Linked DNA regions of Homo sapiens: region 1 is linked to region 2. A link is a loop called in an ENCODE intact Hi-C map of the cell type or tissue named here. Cell type or tissue: GM12878. All regions are shown on one strand. Each heading gives the region's core, and the rest is flanking DNA. Links, peaks and the distances in the headings are about the cores only. Region 1 overlaps MACROD2 (mono-ADP ribosylhydrolase 2). Region 2 overlaps MACROD2 (mono-ADP ribosylhydrolase 2).

Region 1 (15,824 bases), core at 3,275-11,274, 290 kb before region 2:
CTGATTCCCCCTAAACAAAGTAAATTTTATGTTAGGACCATCTTCTTATATAGTAAACATGCACAGACAGTTTTGGAAAGGATTATTTAATCTTCATGGAGGATTAACATTTAAATACCAATAGTAGATTATGCTTCTTGATTTGTTTAAAGGTATCTACCACTGAATGTTTTCTCCTGCATGTTCCTGACTTTCTATAAGACCCCAGATAGTATCGTTCAGTCAGAAGTTGTAGATCTCTCAGAGTTCATGTATTTCATTAATTCAAGTTGCTTTGATGATGCCTACTTTTGTTACAAGAGGATATGTTTCTTTTTATTGTTGTCTTAAGGTTATCACCATTCAGTAATTTTACTATCATATGGTAAAATCTGACCTTCCGGTGCTCTTCCCTATGAATTTTAACAGTCGTATACATTTCTGTAATTAGTCACTATCACAATCAGAATATAGAACAGTTTTATCATTCCCCAAAACACTTTTGTGCTATCCCTTTATTTACACCTGCTCTCCTTACCCCTAACTCCTGAGAAGGTATTTTTGTGATGTTAAAATATAAAGAAGAATGAGAAAGTGGAAGAGGAAGAAGAAGAAGGAGCAGGAAGAAGAAAGGAAGGGAGAGGAGGGCTGGGGAAGGCAAGGAGAGTGAAGAAAGGAAAACTGGGCGTGCAACCCAGTGAAATGTTCATTGAATTCTTATCAAAGATTGTATGTGTTACCTGGGACAGTATCTTCAACACATTGCATTCTCCTTTCTTCATGTAAGAAGATGAAATTGTTCAAATGCTTTCTGCAGTCATTCTCTAAATTGGAAATTGTATACTGTGCCTTGAAAGTGGAATTATCCCCAATGATAACTTTTCTCATCCGGTACTGTCAGTACTAGGCTTGTCTGCTGTCAATTTGACATCATCCCATCTCTGGGATGCAATGAAAAGGAGAAACCAAGAAGCACATACCCCAGAGTCCTCTTTTCTTAATAGTTCTGATTCCAGATTCCCAGTGAAGGGAATGCGTACAGGATCTGGGAGGCAGAAGAGAAGTGGAGTCTGTTGCAGCTGAATGTGTGGGCAGATGTGGGATTCCTGGTGGCTTGAGAACCACTCACTTCACTGCTGCAGACAGTAATCACTGGTGGGATCTTTCCAGGGAATTTCCAGGACACCTTGCCCATAAGCCACTGAGAACCACCAGTCTGGTGTTGCTCTAGGATGAGGTTTCTGGGTCTGCCTTCTCACCCTTCTGCCTGCCCGTCCCACAACTTCCACCATGACTTTTCTGTCCTTTATCCACTCTGGCTCACCTATCATTTGTGGAAACGCCAATTCCTGCATTCAACTTGCTATTTCTGGTGTCTCTTCAAGTGACTTGGTTTTCCTGCACAAATCCAGCCTACTAAACCATGATTTAAAGAAAAGTTTAGTATTTGTGGCCAGCGTTTAAAAATTGGAAGATTTCTCTTTGAAGTCCTAATGGCTACTTTTCTTTTCTTTCTTTCTTTTTTTTTTCTTTTTTTTGGAGACTGAGTCTCGCTCTACTGCCCAGGCTGGAGTGCAGTGGGCCTGATCTTGGCTCACTGCAACCTCTGCCTCCCAGGTTCAAGCGATTCTCCTGCCTCAGCCTCCCAAGTAGCTGGGATTTAATAGAGCTGGGTTTTCATCATATTTGCCAGGCTGGTCCTGAACTCCTGACCTCAAATAATCTGCCCGTCTTGGCCTCCCAAAGTGCTGCTGGGATTTCAGGTATGAGCCACCATGCCTGGCCAACTTTTCCTTTGAGAAATCAAGTCAGGAAACACTGGACCAGCATTCTGGACTGAAGACAGGGGCGTCAAGGTTACAAGTGGCTGTCACCTTAGTAAGGGTGTGATTGTCCACTTCACCAGCCAGCCCACTTCATTGTATCATCTTCTTGGACCTTGCAGCCTTTACATTTGGGTACCTTCCTTGCTAAATAACATCACCTTAGTCTTATTTATTAAAGGATTACCAATTGCAAAGCTGTTTTCTAGGAACTCCTGGGTATATGGAGATGTGTAAGAAGAACCGAATGCTTTTAAAGAGCTTGGGGGAATGAACTGCGGGAGACAAAAGCAAGCATGTGACTGTCCTGTGATAGCAAAGTACTTGCATGGAATGATCCCTTAAAGGAGGGTGAGAAAATAAAATGAGAAAATAAACTTAGTAGCTCACTATTTGGGTATTTTTGTATACTCACATAGAGTTTTATGGTGGCCTCACTTGTTATTGATACTCTAATTATTGTTGATGAAATTTATCTGCATTTTAGTAAGAATTTCATATAATGCAGGCTGTGTGAAGTGGCTTATGCCTGTAATCCTAGCACTTTGGGAGGCCGAGGTGGGTGGATCACCTGAGGTCAAGAGTTCGACACCAGCCTGGCCAACATGGTGAAACCCTGTCTCTACTAAAATTAGCCGGGCATATTGGCGAGTGCCTGTAATCCCAGCTACTGGGGAGGCTGAGGCACGAGAACTGCTTGAGCCCAGGAGGTGGAGGTTGCAGCGAGCCAAGATTGTGCCATTGCACTCCAGCCTGGGTGACAAGAACAAAACTCTGTCTCAAAAAAAAAAAAATTGTATAAACTGGAAACTCAGTGAATGTTGTGGAATAAATGCAAATTAATCTTTTTCCAAGTAAGCAAATTCTCAAAGTATGTTTCTTTAGAATATTTTTTGTTGATCACTATCTATCTAGTTCTATCACATATCTGTATCTAAATACCAATAATATATGGATTTTAAAGAAGATGATATATATCAGAAAAAATTACACTTAAAATTTTTCCAATATGTTGTATTTAAATAAAATACAAGGGGCATTATCAGGTTAATTAATTGCAGATAAAAGTAAATATAGATATATATGAGCCTTTTTCTTTCTTTTTTTTACTTTTACTCTGCTTGGTGTTGCATAAATATGATAGCATATAATTTTTGATGCAGGATTTTTTCACTTTATGTTGAGATGTTTTGTATGCTGAAATAAAAATATGAGAATAAGCAATAATTATTGTAAGGTCAGCATCTGTTGATTTTCTTTTCCTCCAGGTAAAAATAGACATTAGTTTATCAGTTTAGAGAAAAGAACACAGGTGCTTCCTAGTGGCAGGCACCTAGCACACTCCAAGTAGGAATTCATAGATATGCCTTTTTAAAGTTTATTTCTTTTAATTCACTTTCATTCCACGTGATTTATTTTTTGTGGAGGGAAGAAGTAGATTCAATTTTGTATTCTCCCCCAATGGCTGATGAAAGTATGGACAATGTGTATTTTGCTATGCATGTGAGGTGTATGTGTGCATGTACAACACATACACATATATATTTTGGTGGAGACACAAAGGACATTTATTTGGGCAACTCCAAACCTGTTTAAGTTTGATCCCTTCCAGATGGCCGGATACCTGGCTGTCGGATCCTTGGCTCAGCCCATTTCTTATCTCCCAAATATCCCTTTGTGCTTCTCTGAGAATACGGCATATCTTAGAGCTGGATGAGTTTCCTGTTAGGACAGCTCACAGATTCGCCGAGCAAGCTGGGGACAGTCAAAGTTGTCTTACAGAAAAGGCTCACATCTTTTAACAAATGTACGTCTTTGAAAAGTGCATTTTGCTCTATAACAATGTTTCTGGCTTTGTTATAGAGGCAGAACAGCAAAGTGAAGTGATTCAGAACATTGGGAAGACCAGCATGATTCCATTTCTGACTCCGGCATTGGCCACAGGCCCTTGTGTATGCTCTGCAAACTAGCTGAGCCTCAGTTTACCTTCCATACACGGGGGCACCAGCAGTACCTACCTCACAAGGGTGTTGTAAAGAATAAATGTGATAATTCAAGTAAAGGCTTTAGCAAGATGATTGGTTCATAATAAGTGGTAAACACATGGTAACTAATAGTAATAATATTGGTGCTAAGGCATTTGTGCTAAGACAGTGGGGCTCAAATTTGAGTGTGCATCAGAGTCACCTAGAGGGCTTATTAAAACACAGATGGCCTACCCCCCACCCTGCAGAGTTCTGACTCAGGAAATCTGGATTTTGCATTTCTAGCAAGCTCCCAGGGAATGCTAATGCTGCTGGCCCTAAAACTGCAGAATGACCACTGACCTAAGGCATTCAGACTCCAGACTATTTCTTGGGGCAGGTGAGGACTGCAGTTTGGTCATGGATCAGAGTGAAGGATCAGATGTGGGATTACATCCTTCAACCTTGGGCAATGCTTCTACAGCCACGATCCTGGTAGCTCAATGCTGGCCCAGTGTTTATCAAGTACAACAAAAATAGGAAGTCCTGTATTTGCTTACATCTACCATTCAACAACTCACAAAAACTTTCTATCTTGTTTTTCACATCCTTAACTTTCAAGGAGCAGCTCCCTCGCCTGCTCCAGAGCAAGTATTTCCCCTCCAAGGCATCAGAGGACTGTCATCAGCTGCCTCAATTCTGCCTTCCTTTGGCACAGAGCAAGTATCACATCCTCTGTGCCCCCACCAGCTGATTGCAGCTCCTTTGAGGAGTGGAGATTTTATTTCACTCTGGCTCCTTTTCAGGAGAGAATCCTCTTCCCTGGATTTTGTCAGAGGAGGGTTTTGGGTAAGCTAAGCAGGCCATGCACAAATACTTGATGGGAGTGGGGAATGGCTGTGAACCAAATATTTTCATTTCTTCACACTTAACTGAAACAGCTGCCTTCACCTTGGTGACTCATATTCTAATCAAATCCTTAACTAGCTGTGGACCCTCATCAAATACCATTTGCTTATTTTGGCTTTAACAGTGGGTGGCATCTATCACTTACTGATTGTGACAGACCACTGCTGAGTTCTTCACCTGCAACATTTCCTTTTATCTTTCCTAGGAGTCTATGGCCTGAGAAGTGAGGTGGCAAAGATGCTCATACAGCAACTCTAACTGTTTCCAGCCGTTCTAATGCCAACACAGACCCATCTGTCTTCTGGTCTTTTGCTGGTGCCCTCTGTCTACCAAACCTGTGGTACTGCAAGCTCTAAAATAGGCCTCCCTGGGCCAAGAGCAGGGTAAAGAATTACAGAGAATCAGTGGTGGGGCAGAAACAGGGTAGGTGGCAGACAGAAGACAATGAGTAACGTACCTAAGGAAAATTTTAGGAGACAAAGGCTATGTCAAGTGCCTAGCCTAATACAGGACTTTCGCTAAGTAACAAAACTAGGGTTTGAAGCCTGGATCATCTGAATCAAATTATAATCATGCCAATGGAGCATCCCTGCCTTTTAGGAGCCTGCAAAACAGGTTGACATTATCACAAAGCAAATTGTGTGTATAATCAGTATTGTCCTTACACGTATATGAGTAGATAGAACTATTCAGGTGGGGAAGTGTTCTCTCCTCCATTCTGAGATATTCTGAAATGAAAGGTTAATAGTCAGTTATTTTTGGAAAATATGTACACTTTTCACTTCGATATCCACTCAGCAATAAGTACAACCATCAGAATTATGCTTTAGCGATTTGGCTTTTCTCTGCCCCCAGCCATACATTTAACCAAGACCAAAATGTTCACTTTAGTTTCAGAAAGATTTTTTTTCTTTGTAGAACAAAAATGCAAGTGACCTAAAAAGGGAATTGACTTTTAAAAATAATCTTCGTATATCTAAGTTTGAAATGTTTAACTCTAAAGTTCAGCATAGGAATGATACATTATCATTTAGTGTAAGAAATTCATCTTTAAAATAAGTGTGTTATTTTAGCAATTGCAAAGCTTTATCTTTCTGAAGAACAAATTCTCCCCTTCAGAGGCAGGGTTTTAGTATTAAATTGCCTATAAATGTTCAAATGTGACTTGCAGGTCAAAAATCACAGTTTAAGTGGATTTGATGGATTTTCAGACATAGTTTATAATGTGATTTCAGGTCACTACTTGTTCCAATTGAAACATCAAGCTAACAGTTAATAAAAAGTAATGCAGACGCTTGTCCAATCTGATTGCCTGGTGAATTAGGCTCCTTTTGGAAAATATTCTCATACTCATGGAAGCAAACATGAACTGGCTCATTGACGCATTCATGGTTTTCTTTCCATATGTTTGAGTGCCTGCTATGTGACAAGCATTGTGCTTCAAAGATGTTTATATTTTAATTTTGCACTTTGGCACAAGACTGATATAATGGGCATCATTGTTGAGAGTGTCTGTCATTTGACCAGCACTTAATGTATCTTATCTCTAAGCTGTACATCAACCCTATTATATTTTTATTATTATTTCCACTTCATCTTTGTTTAACTGAAGCTCAAAGAAACCAAAAAACTTGATGAACATCACCGAGTTAGTCTGTGGTCAAGTTGTGATTTCAGCTCAAGTGCATGTCAGGGCAAATACAATATTTTTTTTAGACTATGTGTGCACTTATTGTCCCTTCTTGACCATCTCTAGGGTTGTCTATGCTGTCACCTCAGCTGATCACTTGGCAGTAAGAGACATACTGGCTGCTAGTGTTTTAACTTCTGAAAAATCTAATTCTTGAAAACGTGGGGCCAGGTTGAAGAGACAGGGTCTGATTAAGGCAGATGGCTTCTAGGATGTGTGCCATACTGGCTGAGTTATATCATTCTAGGCTACTAGAATGGTTCATCCTGGGGTTTTCAGACTCATGCTGTCTTGCAGACACTGGTTGTTCATTAGGGACCACATTATACATCTCAGGTTCAAGAGAGATGACTCTTCCACAGATCTCTTCTATTGTGGGACGTGGAAGTCTTGCCTGGGTCTAAGGGAATGACCAAATTAGAATAGCAGGATTGAGAAGAAACAATTAAATCTATGGTGTCATGGGACTTGGCAGGACGTAAACATAGGAATTCTAGAATATTTTATCAAAGTAAGAATAACCTCTGTAAGGACAAGGACCTGGTCTCACCAATGAACCGGCAAGAACTAGAGACATAGGCAAGCCCACATTAGGTATTATTTTGTTTTGTTAGGTTTGTTGCTTCAGAGGGAGATTCAAGCTTGGTGCACAGAAACTTCAGGGAAATAATATCCTAGTTTCAAGCTTATTCCTGGACTGCATCTTGGACTTCAGGGTCTCCATTGAAGAGAATACATGAAACTTTGGGAGAGTAGGCCTCTGACATTCTTAGAGTTATTTCCTGGGCCTCTGAGATGTTGCAGGGCTTGTTTTAGGGAGAATGTTTTAGTGAAAAGACTTGAGGTCAGGATGACCTGCTGTGACAATCTTCAAACTTAGGAGTCGTTAAAAGGCTTCTTTGTTGCTTGGTTGGTTGAGGACTTACTGGCCTATGGGATCTGGCTTTTTATGCAAAATCACTAGGGAATTGCAAATTTAGAATTAGAAGGGGGAGATACTTCAAGTGTATCTTCTTTCAGTACTGAGCTTAATATGTAGAGAACCAAGGCAGCCCACTCACTACCAACAAACATCAGATTTCTCTCTTGCCTCAGTCAGTCAGTTGGGAATGAGTCTTGAGGAAATGGATTGGGGGATTGAGGGTTAGAGCCATGGTTTACTGCAGTGGTGTGTAGTGTTCATGAATAGGCCAGCCCTGAATGTATGGTTTCTGTTTAGAAGTTTGTGAGTAGGTATCAGATCCCCATACATAACACTAGTGAAGCTGAGGAACAAAAAATCCAGTTCTTACAGAACTGGGGTATCAAGTAGGTAACTGGCCATGGATGTAAATGCAGGAAGCTGGTTATGAGTAAGCCAAGTACACAGCAAGACTTGTGTTTTACTCAAGCATGGTGACTAGATCCCATCTCAAGCACCTCCTTTGATCAATGAGTAATGGCTTCTCAGAGCACTCTATTGAGAAGTATTCTGAGGCTCCGTATCAGCTAAGTGAGAAAGGATGCTGTGCTTGATTAATAATGTCTGTCATAGTCATGAAGTAAGAGAGGAGTGGTGGCACCTGTACCACATATTTGTTATCCCTATTAAGCTTTGGAGGCACTGCTGTAGGACTCCGAGGGCATCACTGGCCCCAGAGACTGGACAAAATGAACCCAGATAATGTGAATAAAGTAACCCAGCAACCCACTTCTCCGTTGCAGCTGTTTCAAACTATTCCTGTATTTTTCAAGCTCATGAAACTCTGACAATCCTCCATGCTTAAAAGATAACCCCTTTGGCTTTCCTGAAAGGAAGGAAGCCATGTGTCATGAGTTACCCTGTGTCCCTGCCTCCATCACTCAGTGTCTCTTATCTTCCCCCATCTTTCCTCCCGTGTTTTTCCATGACAGAGGATAAAGTGTCCTCCCTCCCCTTCAGGGCAGCTTCTCCATTTTTTTTTTTTTTTTCCAGAGCTTATTACTCATCACTTAAAATAGCTGTTGTGGGGAAATAAGGTTTGCTTGGAAATGCATTCCTGATCCCAAGAGGCCTCTCCCATACCATCCTGCCCTCCCCTGTGACTGTAACTTACCAGTGGGCATGATTTTCACAAATTACTATTTTTCTTTGTTTCAAGTTAATTTTGCTCTGTCATCAAGCTATCAGATTACAGCTCTAATTCTAACTAATTGTGCATGGAATTTGCATGATTTTGTAAAATACAGACAAAGGAAAGTGGAAATTCGGCTTCCTGGTTCCCACCCCTTGCTGAGCATGTCTCACATAGGCCTGATGCTGTTTAATTACATGAGTTGGAGTTCATGGTCAAGTGTAAAGAATGTGGGTATAATGTTGCCATCTAATAGTTCAAAGGAAATACAGCTTAGATCTGTTATTAAAATTGTGTTCTGATGTATTTGAAGTGTTAACATCTATGCTGAGAACGAGGTCTTGAATATTATATTTTCAGTTTATATTTGAAGTTGAGATTTTGGATTGTGTTTACGTTTTCTGAACTTGCTTTCTTCCTTAGTTGACCTTATGCAGGGAACAACTTATTAATATTTAAGTACTAATCCCAGTACTGCCTTCCATCAAAAGCAACCCACATATCTCATTAGCAACTCACATTAGTATTGATTAAAAAATTTTCTTGCTTACTTTTATAATCTTTATTTAGCTGAGTTGTACAGTATTTGTGATATTTCTATCATCATATATCATCAGTGGAAATATATTTTTTTCATATTTTATATGTATACATGCATTAGTTTTTATACTGTAAGTTGCTCACCTGAAAGTGGTTTTTAAAAATCATAAGTATTCACAAAGAGGGAAGTAAAAGGTTCAATATCTAAAATCATCCTTTTTAAAGGAACATGACATTCTCCTAAAACAATAGAAAGTATACTCATTGCATATTTCTTTAAGACAGGGAAAAGGAAACAGTTCTGTTTTTTAAAGATGTGGAGAGAGACAGGGAGCAAGAAAGAACAGAGCCAAAAACTACTTCTATTTTTAAGAAAAGAGGGAGAAATTGAATATGCTTTTTACAAGGAGAAGACACAGTATACAGTGGTATGTGTCAGACTTTCAGTAAAAGCAAGCTTCTTTACTCATATCTAATAAATAATAGACCAGAAAAAAAAGGGCCTGGTCATCTTATTTTATAATGAAATGATAAAATGCAGATAAACTGAACCTCTGAGTCAAAAATGTATTGGGTTCAAAGGCCATTTTTAGGATAGCTTTGACCTTTCCATAAAGTGTGAAAGGTTCCTGTCTCCCATAAAGTTGTGACCTTAAAGAGCAAGATGTATTCATTGTGTTTTTAATTTTTTATTTATTTATTTATGTTTGAGACAGGAGTCTCTCTCTGTCGCCCAGGTTGGAGTGCAGTGGTGTGATCTCGGCTCACTGCAAACTCCGCCTCCTGGGTTCACGCCATTCTCCTGTCTCAGCCTACCGAGTAGCTGGGACTACAGGCGCCTGCCACCACGCCCAGCTAATTTTTTGTATTTTTGGTAGAGATGGGGTTTCACGTGTTAGCCAGGATGGTCTCGATCTCCTGACCTCATGGTCCGCCCACCTCGGCCTCCCAAAGTTCAGGGATTACAGGCGTAAGCCACCGTGCCCGGCCTCATTGTTTAAAAAAGTTATAAAAGAAATAGAGAGTGCTCTGACCCATCAGATGTGTAGTTGTGGTGTCTGTCACACAGAATTCTGTCAAGAAAATAGCTAGCGAGTCTTGAACATAAGGCATTCTGAGGCCAACATCCCCTTTTGATTTCTAAAGGACTTATTGTTACTTCTGGTTTTACAAATTGCAAATTAGGGTCTTAAAAATTTTAGTATTTGATGTTAGTTCACTGAACTCTCTTGTCAGCCAATTCATAAGGAGAATTTACTGCCTACCATGTATCTGACAATGAAATGGAGAACCGGTAGAAACAGCCCTTAGTCTCAGTGTTGAGATGAGTGAGTGTTCATTTAGAATGCATTTCACCAGTACTTCTTCAGTTTGATTGTTAACCCATTTGGTTTCTAAGTCTTAGGAGATATGCAAATGCTGAAGTCCTCAATGTTCTAATGCGGTAAATAGATTTTTTTTTCTTTGTTGTTATGTGAGACACCTTAAGTATAGATTGGTGTTAAAACAAGTTTATAATAATGCTATTGATGTGTAAAAACAAGCTTTCTAAATGAAAATCAATACCTGGGACAGCTTATAAACTATTCTTCATAATCCCTTTGGGTGGAATTCACAGAGTGGTTGTTTCTTTTTGGTTTAAATGCTAAATCTGGCCATCTTTGGTTATCAAATGGAATTTGATGATCCAAAATGTATTTACCACATTTGTTGGATCTACTTATGAATCTTTGGAAAAACTAATTGTAGTAAAATGGGAAAAGGCTGGGACTTGTCATCTGGGTGAACCTGAACACGGTAAAACCTCCCTGTAGAAAACCTAATATTTGTAATCTGTAAAATGGAATTGAAATTATATATATATTTAAATATATAAATTATATATAATTATTATTATATAATTAATATTATATAATTATATATAATATAAATTATAAATAAATTATAAATATATAAATGTATAAATTATAAATTATATATAATAATTATATAGTTATTATATATAATTTATATAAATACAAATATATAATATATATAATTTAGGTAAATATACATATAATATATTTATATTTATATAAAATTATAAATAAATTATAAATATATAAATGTATAAATATATAAATTATAAATTATAAATATATAAATAAATTTTATATAACATAAATTATAAATATATAAATATATAAATAAATTTTATATAATATAAATTATAAATATATTATATATAATTTATATTATATGTAATTAAATATATTATATAATTATTTAATTATATATTATATATAATTTATATTTTATATAATTAAATATATTATATATTTAATTATATAAGTATATTATATATAATTTATATTTTATATAATTAAATATATTAAATATATTATATATTTATATTTATATTATATATTATATATTTATATTATATATAATTTATATTATATATAATTAAATATATTAAATATTTAATGTATTAAATATATTAAATATAATTTATATTATATATAACTTATATATTATAATTTATAAATTATATTATATGTACTTTATATAATTTATATAATATAATATATAATTTATATAATATATCATTTACATAATATAATTTATATAATATATAATTTTTATTATATATAATTTATATAATATAATATAATTTTTATTATATATAGTTTATATAATATAATATAATTTTTATTATATATAATTTATATAACATATACTATATAATTTTTATTATATATATGCTGTATATAACTATAGTTATAATTTCCATCAGTTTTGCCCTTCTCTTCTTCTCCATGTTTAATGTTCCATGGTCTACACACCTCATTGCCCTCCACACAAGTTAGTGTTATCGTATATTGCGATATGTCTGCCATCAAGTGTGTATTCATGATATATCCAAGGTAGAAGGCATGTTTTTCTTTTTCCAGGCCTGTGTGGCCAAGAAGCATTTCTGAATCATGTGAATTCATTCTGCAACCTCATCTACCAGTGTTCACCCTTCCCCCACTACTGCCCTGAAATTTCACCATTTTAAGTTTATTGCTTTTTGTCTTGTAGTTTCTAACTCTGCGACCAGCGCTCCCCCACCCCCAGCCCTGCAACTGCAATGCATTATGATTTCTTTTAAATTTGTTTCAATGCCTGAGCTTGGGGCCCCAAAACTATAGACTGGACTCTTACAGAGCTGAAGGAGAGAGGGGGAAGCGAAGGAGTTCATCTGGGATAAATAAAAGAAAGGAATGTCAGGGAAGGAGAAGGACCCACAATCACTATCTCACAGATTTACGTGGATGTTTTACAATGAGATTAACCATATTTAGAATCCTAGACATTTTATTTTTGCAATCAGTTTTTCTGAAAAGAAAGAATTCTTACTGTTTAGCTGAAATACAGCTTTTAGCTGTTTTTTTTTTTTGTAATTCAGTAACTTATGTGATGTTTTTATTGATTTCCATTATCTCTCATTGTTTTTAACCTAGTACTAAATGGAAAACCTAGGCTAGCATTTATTTGTACAACTTAGTGCATGGTTTAAGGAAAAAGGGGAAAAAAGCCTTGTTTACTTGCCCTATAACCTAGTGCTTACCTCTGAGGTTTATTTAACATGGCAGGTGGTGACGAACTGCAGCTTATGACATCTCTTGCAATGTAATTCACCACTCAATGACGAATGCTTCTGACAAATGGAAACCTGGTATTATTCTAAAACAGAAAAAAGATCAATATCATTTGGATATGGGATAGTAAAAATGGCTTCTCTAAACACGTGAAATAAATTAGCCCTTTAAGGTGAGACCATATTATAAGTGGCAAAGATAAAATAGAGTGGAATTTTTGTTTTCCTTAGAATTTTTTTCTTGTCAGTTGTCAGAGTAAATTAATACTCTTAGAAGCAGTCCTATTACCATGCCACCCTGTGCTGTTGTTTTTTTAGTAGTTTGCATTGTTAGTGCTAATTAAAAAACTATCTTGGAAGTTAATTGGGGGTGATACTAGTTAGTTGTGACTGAGGACATAACCATGTTAATTATCGATTGTAGGTCAGACAAAGGGCTAGGCTTTTCTACCTCTTGAATCTTAACTAAGGTCATGAGTAAGTTGTTTTTAAATCATAAAATTTTAGTGTTAGACAATTGCTAGAGGACAAGCGTAACTTCACATTTAATTAGGGGGCAGTTGGAGATGTTAGTGGTGTGTTGTTGGGCAGTTGCCACACGCTTCTGATGATGTAGTAAATCAGCAGTGAAATTAGGTGAGACTCACTACATGAATACACGTTTATGTAACAGTTTTTCTCAGACTTCGGTCACATGCCACCTTCAAGATATTTCCTGCCTGCACCATTACTTATTTGATATTTTCCTCTAAGCTAATTACAGTGTTACTTTATTTGTACTTATCTTTGACAATAAGCAATAATACTCATAAATTCAGAGACTGATTTTTTAAAATTATACATTAAAAACACATTATCAATGATTTTTTTTAGTATATGTGCTGCTGAAGTGAGCACACAATTTTTTTTTAATTTAGCTTTTTTAATGTAAAAAAGAACTTGGACCACTTTTAAATACCTCACATTTTAGGATACATTTATATGATCTATATATATGCCATTCATTTTCATAATTTCTTAGTTTTTTTTGTAGTTTTAGAAACATTGATTTTCCCCACATTTGTGGAAATTGGAACTGTGTTTATGTATATGTAATACTGAAAAGGAGACGAAAAGAAAACACGTTTCACAGAGTTACTTCTTGGTCTGTTCTGGAATTATAATAGCGAGTACTAATAAGAACAGGCACACTTTGGGACATTGTATGGAAGAGGCTTCTAGTGGCAAAGTGATGAGAGGCAGAGCTGGGAGCAGGACCAGTTCACCAGCCACAGCCCATTCCAGAGAGTCATAGATGGCAAAATAGCAGCTCTAATCGATTGGTAATGGCTGATGGCTGTTTCTGTTGAGAACTCTGAGGCTTAGTCTGGGCTCAGCAGGGAGGAGTGCAGTGCTGATAGTGATGTCTGACCCAGGCTGGAAATAGGCAGGAATAGCGAGAATGCCAGGGATTTGCCATGTCTCTACTGTGGGACAGAACCAGTGTGTAGCACTTCTCTGGGTATCGTTTTACATAGAAATAAATGTATTTTAAATTGTTTTGTTTTTGGAGCATTGGATTTGTCATCTACTTAATATCTCCATCCTTGTTATTTTTTACTTTGGTGTGTAATTTTATTGTACTATGCATCTAATATCAATCATCATAAAAGTTTTATTTTTCAATTACTTTTTTATAATAGAAGTTATATTGGCTCATCCTTTGCTTTTCTCTGACCATATTCTATTAGGTTGGTGCAAAAATAATTGCGGTTTTTGCCAACCTAATAATATCCACTCTTGTCTAGTGCTATTTGCAAGGCTTATCCAGCCTCAAACTGAATTCCACAAAGTGGTTTTGGACTAACTAGACCTCTCTGGAGTCTCTTGTTGAAGTTGAAGTTGAATTCACTCACTTATATTTGTCTGTTTCTAATGTGTATGTATTACCTTCTGTATTTCCACACTCACATCAGTCAGAATGCAAAGGATGCAACAAATTTATGTGGTATTAATCAGTATTTTTCTATAAATGACATCAGAAATGTAAGCGGATGGTTTATAAATAACTAGGACTATCTTTTAAGAGTGGGAGCTTCTTGACATTGGCTCAGGACAATTTCCAGAAAGGTCCAGATTTTCAAACATACAAATAAGAATGTTTCCTTTCCGTTCAGATTTCTTCTTCTTGTCCTGCTTCCAGAGATAGATGAGAAGACAAAGGGTTGAACTGGCAGATTCTACTCTAGTTTAAATGGGGGCACCAAGATTTGCATTTTTAAAACAAGTCCTGGCACTCCCATCCAGGCTTATTCCTGTCCAAGGGCCAAGGTTGTTTTCTTTGGCACTGCATTCACCCTTAGAGCTTCTGGAAGATCCGCTGATTAGCCCGGTTCTACTCTTGCATGTTCCCCATGTCCAGATTCTATCCCTCAGGTACCCCAAATCAGTATGTAACCTATTCCTAATCAGAAATCTCAAGCTTTGCCCTGTAGGCCATTTCTCCTGATTTTTCCATGCTCATTCTAAACAGCAGTAGTTCTCACATTTAAGCATGCATCAGAGTCACCTATAGGGCTTGTTAAAACACAGATAACTGGGCCCCACCCTTAGATTTCAGATCAGGTAGGCTTGGGGTGGGGCTTGAAAATTTGCATTTCTAACACACTCCCAGGTTGTTGATGCTGCTAGTCTGGGGACCATACCTAAGAACACTGCAAAATGTTTCTTTTCTTCATTTCAAGCCCCACCAAACTGAGACTGATTATGTAGGTGTTGGCCTAGTTGCCCTCTAAATGATCTTTATTTATCTAAATAGCTGCTTGCAACATGTAAAAATTCAAAAGGTGAAAAGTATATAAGAATTTTCAGCAGGGATTCTTCTGGTGCCCCTGAATTCTTTTTGTTGTTGTTGTTGGTTTGTTTGTTTGTTTGAGACGGAGTTTCGCTCTTGTTGCCCAGGCTGGAGTGCAGTAGCGCAATCTCGGCTCACTGCAACCTCCACCTCTAGGGTTCAAGAGATTCTCCTGCCTCAGCCTCCTGAGTAGCTAGGATTACAGGCATGTGCCACCATGCCTGGCCAATTTTGTATTTTTAGTAGAGACGGGTTTCGCCATGTTGGTCAGGCTTGTCTTGAACTCTTGACCTCAGGTGATCCACCCACCTCAGCCCCACAAAGTGCTGGGATTACAGGCATGAGCCGCCGCACCCAACTGTCCCTGAATT
Region 2 (15,824 bases), core at 3,842-11,841:
AAAAGTGAAAAATACCTCGCTTATCCTCTTTTTCCTTCCTTTTGTATTTACAGATGTCATCCATACTGTAGGGCCAATAGCCAGGGGCCATATTAATGGTTCCCACAAGGAAGACCTTGCAAATTGCTATAAATCATCTCTGAAGCTCGTGAAAGAAAATAACATCCGATCAGTTGTAAGTAATTTTATGTTTTTTATTTCTCACTCTTTTTCAACCTTTATGCTTTAGTAATCTGTCTTGTCTAAAGAGAGGTAGGAAACCATTTCCAAACTTTTGAGAACTAAGTTTAAGGATCTTAGTAGCCGATTTGGTTATCATGACTCTAATCTTTGATGTGCTATAAATATTTGCTAAATTTTTCATGATGTTTCAGAATTTAAAACTATAAAACCTCAGAACTGGATTTATCTTATCTACTTTTTCCTCTTTATTTTGCCACTTACTTTCTTTTGGAGAAAGTAAATATTATGGTAGTGGCCAGCAGATTTAAAGAAGGAAAATAGCAAGTGCTGAGTTTGTTATGATAGCGCACATTTAATATATATTGGTTGTATGCTTGTGCATTCTGGAGCCATGTTTAATCTCTATGTACATGCATGAATGTGTGCATGCATTCTCATGCTAGTGTCAGACATGATTTATCTGCAGGAAATTACTCTGCGTATGTATTTTAACCTGAATGTTGTTATTCTTTTAGATTTATTTTACTCTTATTAAACTAATATTCTGTAGGTGGTAGCTGGGTATACCACAGCTCTTCTAAGTTTTATCAGTAGACAAAGGGAGTTCAGAAAATGTGGATCTAATCTATTTCCTTACCAGTAGGCTGAGATGAAAGGAATTCTCTTCTAGCTGGATTTGGAGGTATTTACTCACCTGCTTTTCTTTTGCAACATGTTCTACCTTTATTACATCTCAATTACACCAAGAAAATCAAACTATAGAAAAACACACTGTAAATATCTAATAATAAGTTAATTTGGCTGGAATCCCTTGGTTGTTCCCCCTCCCCCATATAGATTATAGCCTTGCTGAAATTGTGGGGCAGAAAAAATAGTTAAATGCTTGATTTCATAGCAGACTGAATAGATCAGCATTGCTTGATAGTTCACAGAGGTAGTGGTTTTATTATTTGCATGAAGAAATTTTGAGAAGCAGATACATTTAGGTAACCCTGGATGGTTGTTATGCTTTTTGTGCATGATTGTAATTATGAAGTGCATTTTTCAATGCAACATTGGTGATTCTGCTTGAAATAAGGAAACTTTTCATGACCTAATTATATAGCCCTTTTTAATCTTTGGATAATTATTAACAGAGCTGGATATTTTATTTCTCTCTTTGATTTTCTAAAATTTTGTTCGCAAATGGCTCAATACATAAGATCCTATTCTCTCTTAGAGGTGAAAGCTGAAGTTCAAAGAGAATGGAGCAAAGTATACCACAAGACCAGTTGGTTAATTTTGTTCTCTATAGGAAAATAAGAAAAATCAAAACAGGTATGCACATTTAGGGAATAATTAAAATTTTGTCAATATGGCTTATTGATTTAAAAAAGCAAAAGACTGAAGTGCTTGGAAAATGGATATGTAGAGAAGTTTCCAACTTGGAAAATATGGATTTTGAGGCCTGAAGAGAATTTGCTAGTGGAATCACTGGCATCTCTAATGACTTGTTTTTAAAAGCCAAGAAAAAGTAAGAAGTAAGAAGTTTGTTAGAAACAGTATAAAAATAACATTCAACCTTTTAATAGAGAAAGGAATCTCTAACTGTAATTATCTTAAAACAATCGTGTTACTCTATTTGCTACCATTAGGTAAGCAATGGAAGAATTATGGGCTAAGTTAACTTTTTAACAGATGGCATGCAGATGGGCTGAAGTAATGCTCCTGTAATACTCTAGTCATTCTTTGATAGGAATTAGATCTACCTTAACATCTTTGATGATTATTTTGAAGGGCCAATTACATATTACTTGAATGAAATTAGCAGGTAAGGCTGAACTGAATTCATCCCAATATTAGTAAATAAAAATGGAGATAGAAAATACACAAAATGTGGGAAGAAATGTCCAACGAAATTGATCATCATGTTTTGCATGGTAGACTACAGTTGCCATCAAATGTCTTGTCTCTTTTACACATAAAAAAGAAAAATATTTTTCTTTTCTTTCTCCCTCCTTCCCTTCCTTCCTTTCTTCCTTTCTTCCTTTTTTTGGAGTAAATGGGGCTCTCTTCTTTATATGGTGTGTCATGTTCTTGATCACCATTAAATAAATAATAATGCTAATCTCATCACATTCTGATTATGTAGAGGGAAATAGAAAACTTTCAGAAACATGATTATGACTGGATACATGTTTTATAGTATAGGCTTGTATTTTGTCAACTTATCACAATAGATGGTAGACATGGTTGATATAAAAAGCCTGGTTATTAGGATGAAAAATAAACTTAACTTGAACTCATTTATATACATGTCAAAAAGAATTTCTCATAAATCCTTTTATCAGAGTGGCTTAGTGTTTGCTTTGCCACTTATTACTGTGTGACTGTGGACAAGTAATGTCAACATTTTGTAACTTTGGTTTCCACTTATAAAGAATCAGTAAATTACTACTGTTATTGCAGACCTGTCCAACTCATGTGGCTGTTGTTATAGGGATCAGTCGGGATAATGTGTATAAGATAATTGGAGGAATGGAATTCTCTGAAAAGTATTTGACAATGTTACTTCAAATATAAGATGTTTTCACACCTCATGATTTGGCAATTTAAGGAAATATCACTTATTTCTTTGATATCTATTCTGAACACCAGAACTCTAGACATTTACCATGTAATTTCTTGATGTTTTTAAACAACAGGGAAATGTCCAGGAATAAATTAAATATTTGATAGGCACCACTTTTCTGCTAAGGTTAAACCAAAGGCTTTAGGATCACAGCACAGGATCCAACATATATATTCTTATTCTTATTTTACCAAAAGAATAGATTCTTCAAATATTTTTAATGGATGTAAGACAAGTAGTATGATAATTTATTTAATAAATATGAATAAGACCTACTGTGTACCCTGACGTTATCAGGTAACTTCCGTGACAAAGAGAGGATCTAGTGGTTGTTTTCTAACAAAATGTGACTCCATCTTATGACCACCTAGACAAATAAATGGACAAGATCATCATGTCCACTGTGTGATTTGAGAATACTCTGTAGTTCTCTTATCACTTTTAAATATCTTCCCAGAGATGCATGAAATTCCATAATTAATGAGTAATTTAGGATGTTAAGGCATTGTTCTTTCTCTGCAAATTTCCTTTAAAATGCAGATACTCATAAGATCAGTAGATAATTAATTTTCTAATACATTAATATGAAGAAATTTATCAAATTACTTTTCATGTTGACAGGATAAATTAGAGTATGATAAAAGTACTGAGCACCTTAGCCTGGGGGAGGAGAATTGGAGAAAGGTCTGAAAGGAGATGGAGAAAAACAGAAAAAAGAGTAGGGTATAAATAAATTTCACCTACCTCTCAGTTTTGCTAAGAGGAGATCATTCTTGAATAGTAGAGAGGGAAATGTTATAGTCATACATAATTATTTAGAAATAAGATACTGATTTGGGCGTAAGATGTGTTGTGGATAAAAATTTTTACCATGAAAAAATACTATATATTTTATTAACTTAGGGGAAAAAATTCATTACATTTCTGTTCTCCATGCATTGTTTGTAACAGCTGTTTTTTCATACCTATCCACATTTGCTTTAGGTGGTAAAGGAAAAAGATAAATTAATCAACAAATCAAATGGCTCATTTTACGATGGCATTTCTTTTATGAATGATGATTTAGTGCTTAATATCAGGAAATATTTAAATGTAAGATTTTAATCCTGATTCTCCTTCTAATCTTACCGTAAATCGTTTCAATTGAAAAAATATGACCAATCTTTCATGCCTCCTAGACCTAGTCTGTGCAAGTTTATTTCTTCCAAATATTATTCCTTATTCCAAATATTAAAGTCAGTTATTTTTATTTAACCATGAGTTACCCTTGGATCCAAAAAATTTATTTTTATATATATTTATTTATATATATATATATATATATATATATTCTTTTTTTTTTTTTTTTTTTTTTTTTTTTTTTTTTTTTGAGACGGAGTCTCGCTCTGTGGCCCAGGTGGGAGTGCAGTGGCGCAATCTCGGCTCACTGCAAGCTCCGCCTCCCAGGTTCACGCCATTCTCCTGCCTCAGCCTCCCGAGTAGCTGGGACTACAGGCGCCCGCTACCACGCCCGGCTAATTTTTTTGTATTTTTAGTAGAGACGGGGTTTCACCGTGTTAGCCAGGATGGTCTCGATCTCCTGACCTCGTGATCCGCCCGCCTCGGCCTCCCAAAGTGCTGGGATTACAAGCGTGAGCCACCGCGCCCGGCCTATATATATATATTCTTGACAACCTTGAGATTGTTGATTGCAAGATAGGCAAAATTTAAGGCACCATGAAGAGGATAATTAGCAGTACAAACTGGAAATTGGAGTGGGAATAAAAGAAAACTTTAAAAGAAGACCAGGGAGCCTACAGATTTTCTCTGTAAAACCTTGGGAAAGACAAAGATATAGCTGTCAAAAAAGAAAAAAGACCCAGGTTGAATCCCAGAAGTCTAATGCATATGACCTGAGGAATGCATAGTCAGACCAGTGAAATCAAGCATCTAAATTATGTTGATTTCTAGAACAACAGTATATCCTGAAACAATGAAAACTACACATATACATGATATCCTTGGCTATATATATCTAAAACATACTAACAGAAATCGTGTATATTGGTGAAAATCTTGGTGAAATCTCGGGGTGAGCGTAGGGGTGAAGACAAGAAAGAAAAATTTCTATTGAGCCAGGGCTGGAAAATGAAAATGCCTAATTTTGTATCCAATATCACCACGCACTGATGGAGAGGATACATAGATATTTTCTTATATATCATGCTGTCTTTATTCTTTTTGTTTGTGAGCACAGAAATATTTTGTAATGATTTTTATGTGTTTATCCTGACTTCTGTTTCCCTTCTTTTAACATCATGTTCATTTTTAAAAAACTAATCCATGTCATACAAAAAGTATCACAGCAATTTCTTCTTCTAGCACCAGTTAAAAGGCATAGATTTATATTTGTCAATCATATTAGGTATTTGAGAAAACTATTTTCACTGATGAAATACAATGCACCCTGTCTGACATTCTTTGAATGACAACGTGTAATAGAGTAGATGTTTTATTTTGAAAAAAACATAATCTGCATATAAGCCAGATTTTACTTAGGTTAAAAATTATTTTCCCATGAAAATAAATACTAATTGACATAGGAATTTAGTGATTTTATGTGATTATGGGCAGACTAAAACTTGTATGTTTGTTTAAGTGGTGTATGCTACCTGTGATTTCCACAAGCATCATGCTAGATGATTTTTTTGAATGAAAAAACATTGTAAATTTTTGTTAGTAGGAACCACCCAACTTCAATAGGGATCCCTCAGAGCTAACTGATGTTCCTTCCTTGAGTCATAGATCTTGAGAAGCAAGAGCTTCCAATGGGAAAGATGATGGGCCTGCAAATTCAGTACTACCTCTAGGCATTGTGGCAATCAAGCAATTTTGGAATTCTGCATTTAGTTGTTCCACTGTAGTGTAGGTTTTCATTTTAAGGCGTAGTCAAGTGAATCTTATTTTCTTATACAAGTTCCCTTCTGAGAGGGTTGCCATGGCAATGAGTTCTCAGCCTGAAATTCTTAAATGTTGGTTTTATTTCATTATCTGAGTTTCCATTACAGGCCACATCAATCAATGCAGTTCTCTATTCAAGAACACGTCTGCAGCCTTAAAAAGCTGACCCTTTCATTTGGTACCTCTGCTCCTCTGCCTAACTTGATGTCACCATTTCCCAGACAACTCTTCATCTCCAAGAACCCTCTTCTACAGGGCTGTCAATTTGATCTTTTCCAGTTTCCTTTTAGGCAATATCTAGTCTTGGTTCTCACCTGTCTCATTTTCTCATTTATAAAGGGTAATACCAAGTCTCTATGTCTTCCCTGGTTGGGTTTCTAACAGCTGTGTGACTAACAATACTATTAATAAGTAACAAGAACAAAGGCACTTTTGCATTTGTGCATCACTCTACAGTTTACAGCAGTGTATTCCTATACATCATCTCATTTATTTTTCAAATTCTCTAACTTGCTGCCACTGTTACTTTGATTTAGCCAGTGTGGGAAAAAGCTAACTCAAGACTTTTCCTTTCTTCTTTTCCCCTACATTCACGTTTCGTAAGATCTCCTCAGAGGGCACAGAGGTACACAGGTTATTGTTACTGGGAGTGACAAGTGACAGGACAGGCAGCAGAGTCGAGGAGGAGGGCGGGCATGGAATGATAGTAAATTCACAGGCTGTGCCTTGGAAACAGATAGTTATACAACCAAACCCACATTGACAGATCCTGCACAATTTGTGTCTTCTGGTGGCCACACCAGAGAGATGATTTGAGTTAGAGGGGTGAATGAGATCAATCATTGAGCCATGAAATATAGTAATAAGAATAGCAAATGTTTCTGAACTCCCACTTGGTGCCAGGCACTGTGTTTTAGTCATTAATTCTCAAAACAATCCTGAGTTAGAAAATGTGATTTCTTCCATCTTAGAGATGAGGAATATGCACCAGAAGGAAACTGCCTTCCCTGTGGCTCAATTCCTCATCCAAGGATATGAGCCAAAACCAAGGTGATGCATATCGTGATTCTGTTTCTCCACTAGCTAAGCATTATGTTGACGACCGTAACTCCATGCATTCTGTGGGCTATTACACTAACCTGCCATCTGTAGGTTGGACCTGTAACACTACTGGTCTTAGCTCAAGTGAATTAAGGTCTTACCTTGAACAAAAAGTTGAGGTGGGATTTAAACTGAGGTAGTCTAAATCTAGTGGCCTAAGCCACTGTGAAGTTCCTTTTTCTTTCCTCCATTATTATGTGCCTTTTTTTGTCTAAACCAGTGGTTCTCAGTGGGTGTAGCACTGCCCTCTAGGGACCATTTTGTGAGGGTGGTTTTGGGCAGTGACAACAACTAGGGAGTGCCACAAGCATTTTGTGGGCAGGGACAGGGATGTTGTGACATGTGGTCTGGCCAAGCCCACATGGGAAAACTGTCCCTCCTCCCACACAATGTTTTAACGTTTTGCCAGACAGTCATATAAGTGAAAACCTGTTTATAAACACCAAGATACATCAAAACAAAGCCTCTCTCTCTTTTTCACTGTATCCTGGACTATCATGAAAATTAAAGGAAGCTTGTACTTAGTTTGCTTAGAACTTTACCAAGAGTGCCTGAGAAAATTATGCTACAGATGGCCATGCCCAAGCAGCAGGAGAGTTTTTCACACCTGGTTGAGTCCACATTTAGAGAATTTTTTTTGTAGTGATTCTACGTAGTGAAGCAAACATCTTCCTTCTTCATTGCGTGTTCTAGTGTATTCATGCCCTTGTCTTTACATGTTGAAAATAGAATTTTACTATAAATACTTTCATTTTAAATCATTTTCATATCACACTTATGGCACTCTATTGATTTTTTTTAAATTGATGTGTTGTTTTCATTTGGCTTCCCTTGGGAACAGACCCTGAGCCAAGGTGTTGTGTGCACGTGCTTTCTATAGGAGGTGATGACAGGGAACAGCGCAGAGGAGTGGGGATGTGAGGAAGGGAAGAAAAAGCAGCCAGGAGGAGTGGGAGTGTTATAAGTTGGCAGTGTGGACAAGTGGGGCTCTGTCTTGCTGGGGAGCTCTCAGCAACCATGTAGAACATGCCTAGAAGTGGTCCCATCTGAGGGAGGAGAAAAGCTGGACTATTTTTTTTTTTTATCTTTCCCCCTTCATCAGCTGGCTGAGGACTGCTCCTGGGTCATTAACTTCCCAGCATTTCTTATCTGCCCGCTTGGGCAGGCAGAAGGAAAAAGCTCAGGCAGAGAGTGACAGCAAGGGTATTTGCTAGAAGATGCTGTGGATGGGCATGTGCTAGAATGATGAGAACTGGGCAGATATGGGTGGGGCACTGATGCCTGTTTCATGTGTGCAGATGAGTGTTAATATTGATAAATGTCATTTCTGCATAGCAAGGGGACTTTACAAAATATTTGTTATAAAAGGGTTTGCTGAGCCTGATAGAATTGAGAGCATTGGTTTAAGTTAAACAGAGTTTCTAATAGAGCAAAGCTACATTGAATATGCTAAACACAGGTTGCTCAAAGATTTTTATTCTTAAAGTTAGGCATCCAAATTATCTGCTTCTTTAAGCATAGTGTGATATAGATGTCATAAAAATGGTAATTGATGTGACTGGCCTTATATCCTATAGAATACATGGTCTTATGAAAGTGAATGTAATGCTTAGCTAATAGAAAAACAATATCACGTGTTGTGTCACCTTAGTTAAAGTTTTTTCAAGATCTCATAATCCTAACCTTTGATTCATCATGCAAATTACGGAAGAGTTGGCCACCCAAGGTTGAATGCATGTAAAGTTGTCCATCAATCAGAAGACACATATTAGAGGTGAGCAATTTAAGCAGGAGTCTACCTTTGATTTTATTCTAATATAAAGTTTCTTTCAAATTATGTGTTCTTTCAATGATTTGGGAAATATATTGTCATATATTTCCTTCAAAAATCTTACTTTAGGACCGTGATCAATTCTTTTTGTAAGAGTGTCTGAAACTTTTTGCTTTATTTCATCTACAATTTGAAAGAATTATTTTTAGTCACTTGTATATTCTGCAGATGTAAGTCTACTAGCAAGACCAAGAAAACTATGTTTAAAATGAAAGTATAAAACATCTCAATTTGGCTGGATTTGTCAACATAATTATTTTCTGTTCTTTTATCAGGCTAGGGAACATTCTCAGGAAAATCATTATTGGTTTCTACAACAGTGTCTTCCAGAGGAAATACTGGCCTAGCACACTGTCAAAGAGAGTATATTACAGTGAAATTTGTATAGAAACAGTAAAGAGATTTGCAATGCAAGCTTTCATCTTGAGTGCTTTATTTTTCCCTGACCTGAGCGGCAGTTATTAGATCACTGTATCATGAGGAAATAGTCAATTGAAGACACGGACCACAGAGTCCCAAGCCTGACATTAGGTTTGAACAATTGGGCAATTTTGGCATATATCTAGAGGGTTAATAGTATAGAGCAAAGGCAATGGCTTTAAACCAAACATTTTTTCTTGCAAATGTTCAGATTTTTTTTTTTTTTTTTGGAGAGCAATTGCAATGTATGGAATCTAAGCTATTCTTAAGGTGTTGAACTCAGAAACCAAAGGAGAAAGAACAAGTAAAAACAATAAAAAATTTAAAATAAAAACAAATCTGTCAGTGGAAAGAAAGCTTTCTTGACTTGTTTATGTACAATTCAATGGAGTTGCAAAGAGGATTTTTTTTAATGGAAAACATGTCACAGATTGGGTTCAAGCTGCACTTTAGCTATTTTTGTTTGTTTATTTTATACACACACAAACACATACCCTTCAAAACTGTGCAAAGTGAAATATTTGCTTTCCTGGATGTCTTATCAAAGTGGTATAGTTTGAATTTATAATTATGAATTAAGTTCAGCAGTATATTAAACACCTAGATTTCAGCCCATACGAGTAACTTTAGTGCAGTCTCTCCATCTCTTCTGAGCCCATGTTCTGAAAATTTCCCTGCTCCCAGTATACTAGCAGGTAAGCTATCCCGGAGGATGCACAACAGAAAAGCTTATAGACCAAATTAAGAGGCATGACTCACATTGACTCAAGGAGAAAGAAGCCAGGAGAAAGAAAGAAATAGGTTAACACACTTAGACTAGGTGACAAATGTGTGGAAGAACCTCATTTTCTGGTTATGCTGTGTTTGAATGCTCTCTTTACCATCTCTACCCTCTCAATGGTGATGTGGTTATGAGGACCATAGTTGAGGTTTGAACAAGGGAGCATGGCAGATGGTGAGTGCCTGGGGCCCACTACACACACTTGCTCTATCAGAAAGACAGGGGCAAGTGGGCCTGGCCGGTATCTCATCAGTTCATTGGTGAACAGCAGGGGGGTTTACCTCCATTTCTGTCAGAGAAGATGTAAGGCCAAATGAGACTATAATGAGTATCACCAATGGGAGGATAATTTGAGGATAACATTGCTGTCACTCTAGAGGTGACATGATTCATGCTTCTGACCTGTTCTTACCATTCTTTTCCATTTTGAAATGACAGTCTTGTTTGTTCCATCCTTTTTATCATATAGCATGTCTTAGAGGTTACTTAGTACTGCATTTAACACAATTCTATGAATCCTGCCTATATCTCAAAATCTGCTCGCTTAGTTATTATCAACACTTAACACGAGTTATATATCCCATTTGTTTTTATTTTCTTCTATAGAAGAATTGAATATTCTCAAATAATACAGCAAGCATATTACACTTTTTATAAGATGGGATGACAGCTAGGTGTGGTGGTGCACACCTAGAGTCCCAGCTACTCAGGAGGCTGAGACAGAAGGATCATTTGAGCCCACGAGTTAGTTATGATCGCACCACTGCACTACAGCCTCAGTGACAGAGTGAGACCCAGATACCCAGTCTAAAAAGAAAAGAAGAAGAAGAAAAAGGAAAATGGGATAACATATATCAGTAACTAATCATTTTAACTGGGTGATGGGCAGGTTCTATGTATGGACTGAATTGTGTCCCATCAAAATTCATACATTAAATCTCTAACCCCCAATGTGATGGTATATAGAGATGGGACCTTTGGGAGGTGATTAGACTTAAATGAGTTGATAAGGATGGGGCCCTGAAGATGGAATTACTGCTGTGATAATAAGAGACACCAGAGGCCTTGCTTCCCCTGACTCTTGGCTTCTCAAGGATACAGCTAGAAGGCAGCCTTCTGAAAGACAGGAAGAGAGCCCTCACAGGGGAACAGAATTGTCCAGAACCTTGTTCTTGTTCTTTCCAACCTCCAGAACTGTGAGAAATAATAAATTCCTGTTGTTTAAGCCTCCTGGCCTATGGTATTTTGTATGGCATCCAGAGCTGATTAATGCAGTGAGTATGCAGGCATTCATTATACTATTCTCTCTGTTTGTGTATGTTTGAAATTTTCCGTAACAAAGCAAACTTAAATGTTTAAATATATAAAAGAGAATGATAGATTATAACAGTATGTACTTCCTAGGATTATTGTGAGGCTATAAAGAAGGAATATTTGTAAAGTTCTCAGTAGATTACATAGCTTATTAAAAATAATTTACCTGACAGATATGTTTTAAGCAACTATTATGTTTCAATCACTGGTCAAAGTACTTGAGATATAGCTGCCCTTGTGGAGCTTACATTCTACTGATAGCAGTTTTCATTATTGTTAATAGATGGTTTCACATCATTTCTAGATGCTGTGACATTCATTATTATTACATTCTTGGGCAATTATCTCATTACCATTGCATTTTTTTCTTATTTTTGTGATTTCTGAATCTTTAAAAAGCTAAGAAGGTGATAGAACTGAGTAGAGATCCAGCAAGTGGCAATTCTATGAAATAGTAATAATATAACCCTCAGTTAACATACATCCATACAAACAGACAACTATGTAACCAGGCCTGTATTACTGAAGATCATGTTTTATTGGGCAGTATGGTGAATCAATCAGGACGCTGTCTTGCAGAACAAGTGAAACATACCACTACATAAAGTCTTCAAAACAATGAAAATCCAGAAACAGCTTCTCAAGCATTTGATGTTTTTCAATGTAAAAAAATAGATATTTAGGGTATTTCTCTCAAAAAAAAAAAAAAAAAAAGGAATAGCTCAAATCTATGCTAAATACTTTAAATTCCTTGGGCTATTTGGCTACCCTAGGGAAACAAGGACTCATAGAAATTGTGGTCAGAAGCATGAATAAGGAATAGGTGACATGTTCTGTTGCTCACAATAGAACCAATTCTCCATTAGGTTCAGGCTTTATTTTTTTTCCTTCAACAAAATGCAATTAGATTCTCCAAGGCATGTATTAAATATGAAAGAACAGACACTGACTTTGTAGTGGAGAAACCCAGCAGATACCACCATAATCAAGTGATCAAGATTAAGATAATCAGTAATGAGATATGTCAACATTATGAACCTCTTGGTATAATGGATCAAGAAAGACACTACATCACTGCTATGGTATTCTTGCCATAGCCACAGTCCAGTCATAACCATAGTCTAATCATGAGAAACTATAGGCGGACCTCCAAAGAGGGACATTCAACAAAATAGGTAATTAATACTCTTCACAACTGTCAAAATCATAAAAGAAAATGAAAAGCTAGGTTTATTCTTCTCATATTGTTATGGCATATTACATTAATTGTTTTTCAAGTGTTAAACCAGCCATACATTCCTGAGATAAATCCCATTTAGTTGTGTCATGTAATTCATAATCATTTTTATATGCTGTTGGATTATTTTTTATATAATAAGTGTTTGAGAATTTCTGCATCTATATTCATAAGAGATACTGGTCTTCAGTTTGCCTTTATTGTGATGTCTTTGTTTTTGGTGTTATAGAATAACTTCAGAAGTGTTATCTCTTCTTCTATTTTTTGAGAGAGTTTGTGAAGCATTGGTATTCTTTAAATGTTTAGGAGTAGATTTAATAATTTTTAAGCTATCGTAAGAAAACATTTATTTAGTTCATATTTGTGGTATCTAATAAATGACCAAGAAACAGGATCTAGTAGTATATTTTTAAAAATGTAAAAATTAGAAATTCATAGCACATGCATTTTGGTTTTTAAATTAAAAATATTTGCTTACAGGTTTTATTATTTCACAGCTACTTTGCCAAGTTTTCAGGTTGTCTTTCTCAGGAACCACTCTGGGATGGAGGTTAATGTGCAGGACGCTAATATGGAAATGTTTTTGCAATCAATATCTGCAGAAGGGAAGAAGGAAACAGAATTGGGCAGAGGGAGAAGTCACGTGATGATGCAATGTTTATGGAGCATCTGGTGACCCTACTGGGAGCTCTAAAGCTGAGATGATTGTTTCAAAATGGTTCCAAGTTGGTGTGAGGAGTCTAGACCTGTACATTCTGAGACAACCAGTTATTAATGCAGGCTGCACCCAGGAACGAATGTGATCTTGGAATAAGTAGCTCCTCTCAGTCAAGGGTAATTTCTGGAGAGGGCTGACAGCTGAGGGCTGTCTTCTGGCAACATCCCTTGAAGCTGGGGCACTGTCCTGCACAGAGTCTGGGTGGTGCATCACAGCACGAACTGGGATTCTTAAACTGAGCATGATCCTGCTCCAATGCCCAATGTATTTGACAGTTATGTATTCTCTCTTGGATATGGTTTAAAATTTAACAGCTCTAGGAAAATAAGAACTGAGGCAAAATACCTTGCTTCAAGTGATGAAAAGGGTAATAGGCTGAGTATTCTGTATTTACTGGTCAGAGCAGAGTCATTTTGATCTACATGCACACAGTAGAATCGAAGGAAACAGTCCTCATTTTTCTTGGTTATCTGGCTCATTTGCAGGAATAACACACACACATACACACACACACAGGTCAATATATGTGGATCTTAAATAAATATGCAGTGGGGCCAACTTGTAGTGGTTTATGAGAACTGATTGTTAAAATGTCAAGAATTCTGTGAGCTGGCCGGGCACGGTGGCTCACGCCTGTAATCCCAGCACTTTGGGAGGCCGAGGCGGGCAAATCACGAGGTCAGGAGATCGAGACCATCCTGGCTAACACGGTGAAACCCTGTCTCTACTAAAAATACAAAAAAAAAAAAGAAAATTAGCGGGGCGTAGTGGCGGGTGCCTGTAGTCCCAGCTACTGGGGAGGCTGAGGCAGGAGAATGGCGTGAATCTGGGAGATGGAGCTTGCAGTGAGCCAAGATTACGCCACTGCACTCCAGCCTGGGCGACAGAGCGAGACTCCATCTCAAAAACAAAAAAAAGAAAGAAAATTTTGTGAGCTGATTATTAAAACACAGGCTTTATTAAAAATTAAATTTTATAAACTCACAATTTAATAAGTTATATTAAATATGAAGATAATAAGTACTCAATACACAGCAATTCCTAATTACTATATTTTACTATTACCTATGCCCTTTGGTTTATTTATGTCTATTATATTTATATGGTGGAAATAGTATATAATGGTGAATTTCTTTGCATCCTTTCCAATTCTATGTTCAGTGACATCATATAGATAGTATAAAATTTTCCATGTTGGGGCTATTTACATGGCAGAAACCAACAAATGCTAAAAATCAGGGCTTGATGTACTATTTTGCTGGTTAATGAGACTTAAGAAATCTTGTCAGTGCTATAAATATTAGAGAAAAAGTACACTAGCCATAGTAAGGTGATCATATTATTACTCATCTAATAGCAACACCAAAGCAAAATCTGCTAATTTCATGCATAAGTGATGGTTTTTGTACCTGGACAGCAGGGATACCAGGGGAAGGCTGTCAGCTGCCTAGTTTGGGTCTGGAGACATGGAAGACTTTGAGGTGGGGAGTGCCAGTTGGTTTGAGGCCCCCCTGCACCCCAGATTGCTGTTTTTTATGGTTGAATAGGCAGACACTTCTTTCCCTCTCACTACTGCAAGTGTATCATTCCAGAAGGTATGGTTTGGCCAAAAGGCATAGTATTCCTAAAGAAAGGAGTTCCAATAGCTTTTCTCTGCTAAAAGATCTCAGGGTCTGATTTTATTTTGATATTAAGAATTTTACCTAACTAAACCCTAGTACAACATTTTTTTAAATTATGGGTAATTAAAAACTTCCATATTTTAAACAGTAGTAAAGGCACACTCTGCAAACATTTCTGTCTGCATTACCTAAAATTTAATGGATCAGGCAAATGATACAAATTAGGCACACATTTGCCAATATTTTTAATTAGCCTACTGGTTTACCTGCATACATTTGTTACTGTAAGTTATTACTTATAAGAGTTACTTCAAATTCAAGATCAGCAGAACTCTCCATAAAATTATATACCTGTGGCACTATCACCAAAATATAACATCATAGACTTGTCATAAATAATTCAGAGATTTGTTGTAACCATTCAACATGGTAGTGTTAATGTGAGACATGGAGAATTAGCATTTGAAATGGATAATTCCATATTTATTTCATGCCTTCATTTATTTTACACATTTAACTGCTTTGGTTTAAATGGAAGGAGAATCCTTTCTCAAAATTCAATCTCAGCTGTCTTCTTTTCAGGTTAATGGTTGATTTCTTTCAAATTACAAATCTTGGTTCAACATAAGGATGATGACATATTGCAGAAATACCTTTCTATTGCTTGAAATGAGAAAATGTATTTACTTATTTTCTGTGACAAGTGAGGGGGATGCTGTTATGGCACTCAAAATGTATTTATGGTATTTCTATTAGAAAAAAAATCTCAGGAACTAATTATGAGGCAAGGCACTGGCAATTCTATTGTTGTATTCAAATAACTGTGTGGCAACTTTTCCAATTTTGACAAATTTGGCTTAAATAATAATTCAATGATGCCCCTCAAGTTTCAAATACAGACAGTCCCTTACTTATGATTTTTTAGTTTTATGATGGTGAGAAAGTTATATGCATTCAATGGAAACTGTACTTCAAGTGTCCATGCAACCATTCTGTTTTTCACTCTCAGTACAGTATTCAATAAATTACATGATATATTTCACACTAAATTATAAGCTAGACTTTG

The links. A loop is a pair of places that touch in the nucleus more often than their neighbours do. Peaks named below come from ENCODE experiments on the same cell type or tissue, not always from the same donor. Only the 100,000 strongest peaks of a DNase experiment are listed, where the experiment ranks them.
Region 1: a loop joins it to region 2, with 2.0 times the contacts of the local background. A loop is called at or near these places in 3 of 110 quality-filtered maps.

Annotation. Positions count from the first base shown.
Region 1 is chr20:14,943,617-14,959,440 of GRCh38, forward strand. All of the region lies in intron 5 of MACROD2 (mono-ADP ribosylhydrolase 2), which reads left to right. Among named protein-coding and RNA genes, the nearest start is that of MACROD2-AS1, 22 kb to the left of the region's middle. In GM12878, for the core only: a CTCF peak has its summit at 5,005; a DNase peak (open chromatin) is centred at 7,691.
Region 2 is chr20:15,229,887-15,245,710 of GRCh38, forward strand. It overlaps MACROD2 (mono-ADP ribosylhydrolase 2), which reads left to right. Exons shown (of 18, transcript NM_001351661.2): 6 at 54-175. Among named protein-coding and RNA genes, the nearest start is that of MACROD2-AS1, 310 kb to the left of the region's middle. In GM12878, for the core only: a CTCF peak has its summit at 7,089 (motif pointing left); a DNase peak (open chromatin) is centred at 7,075.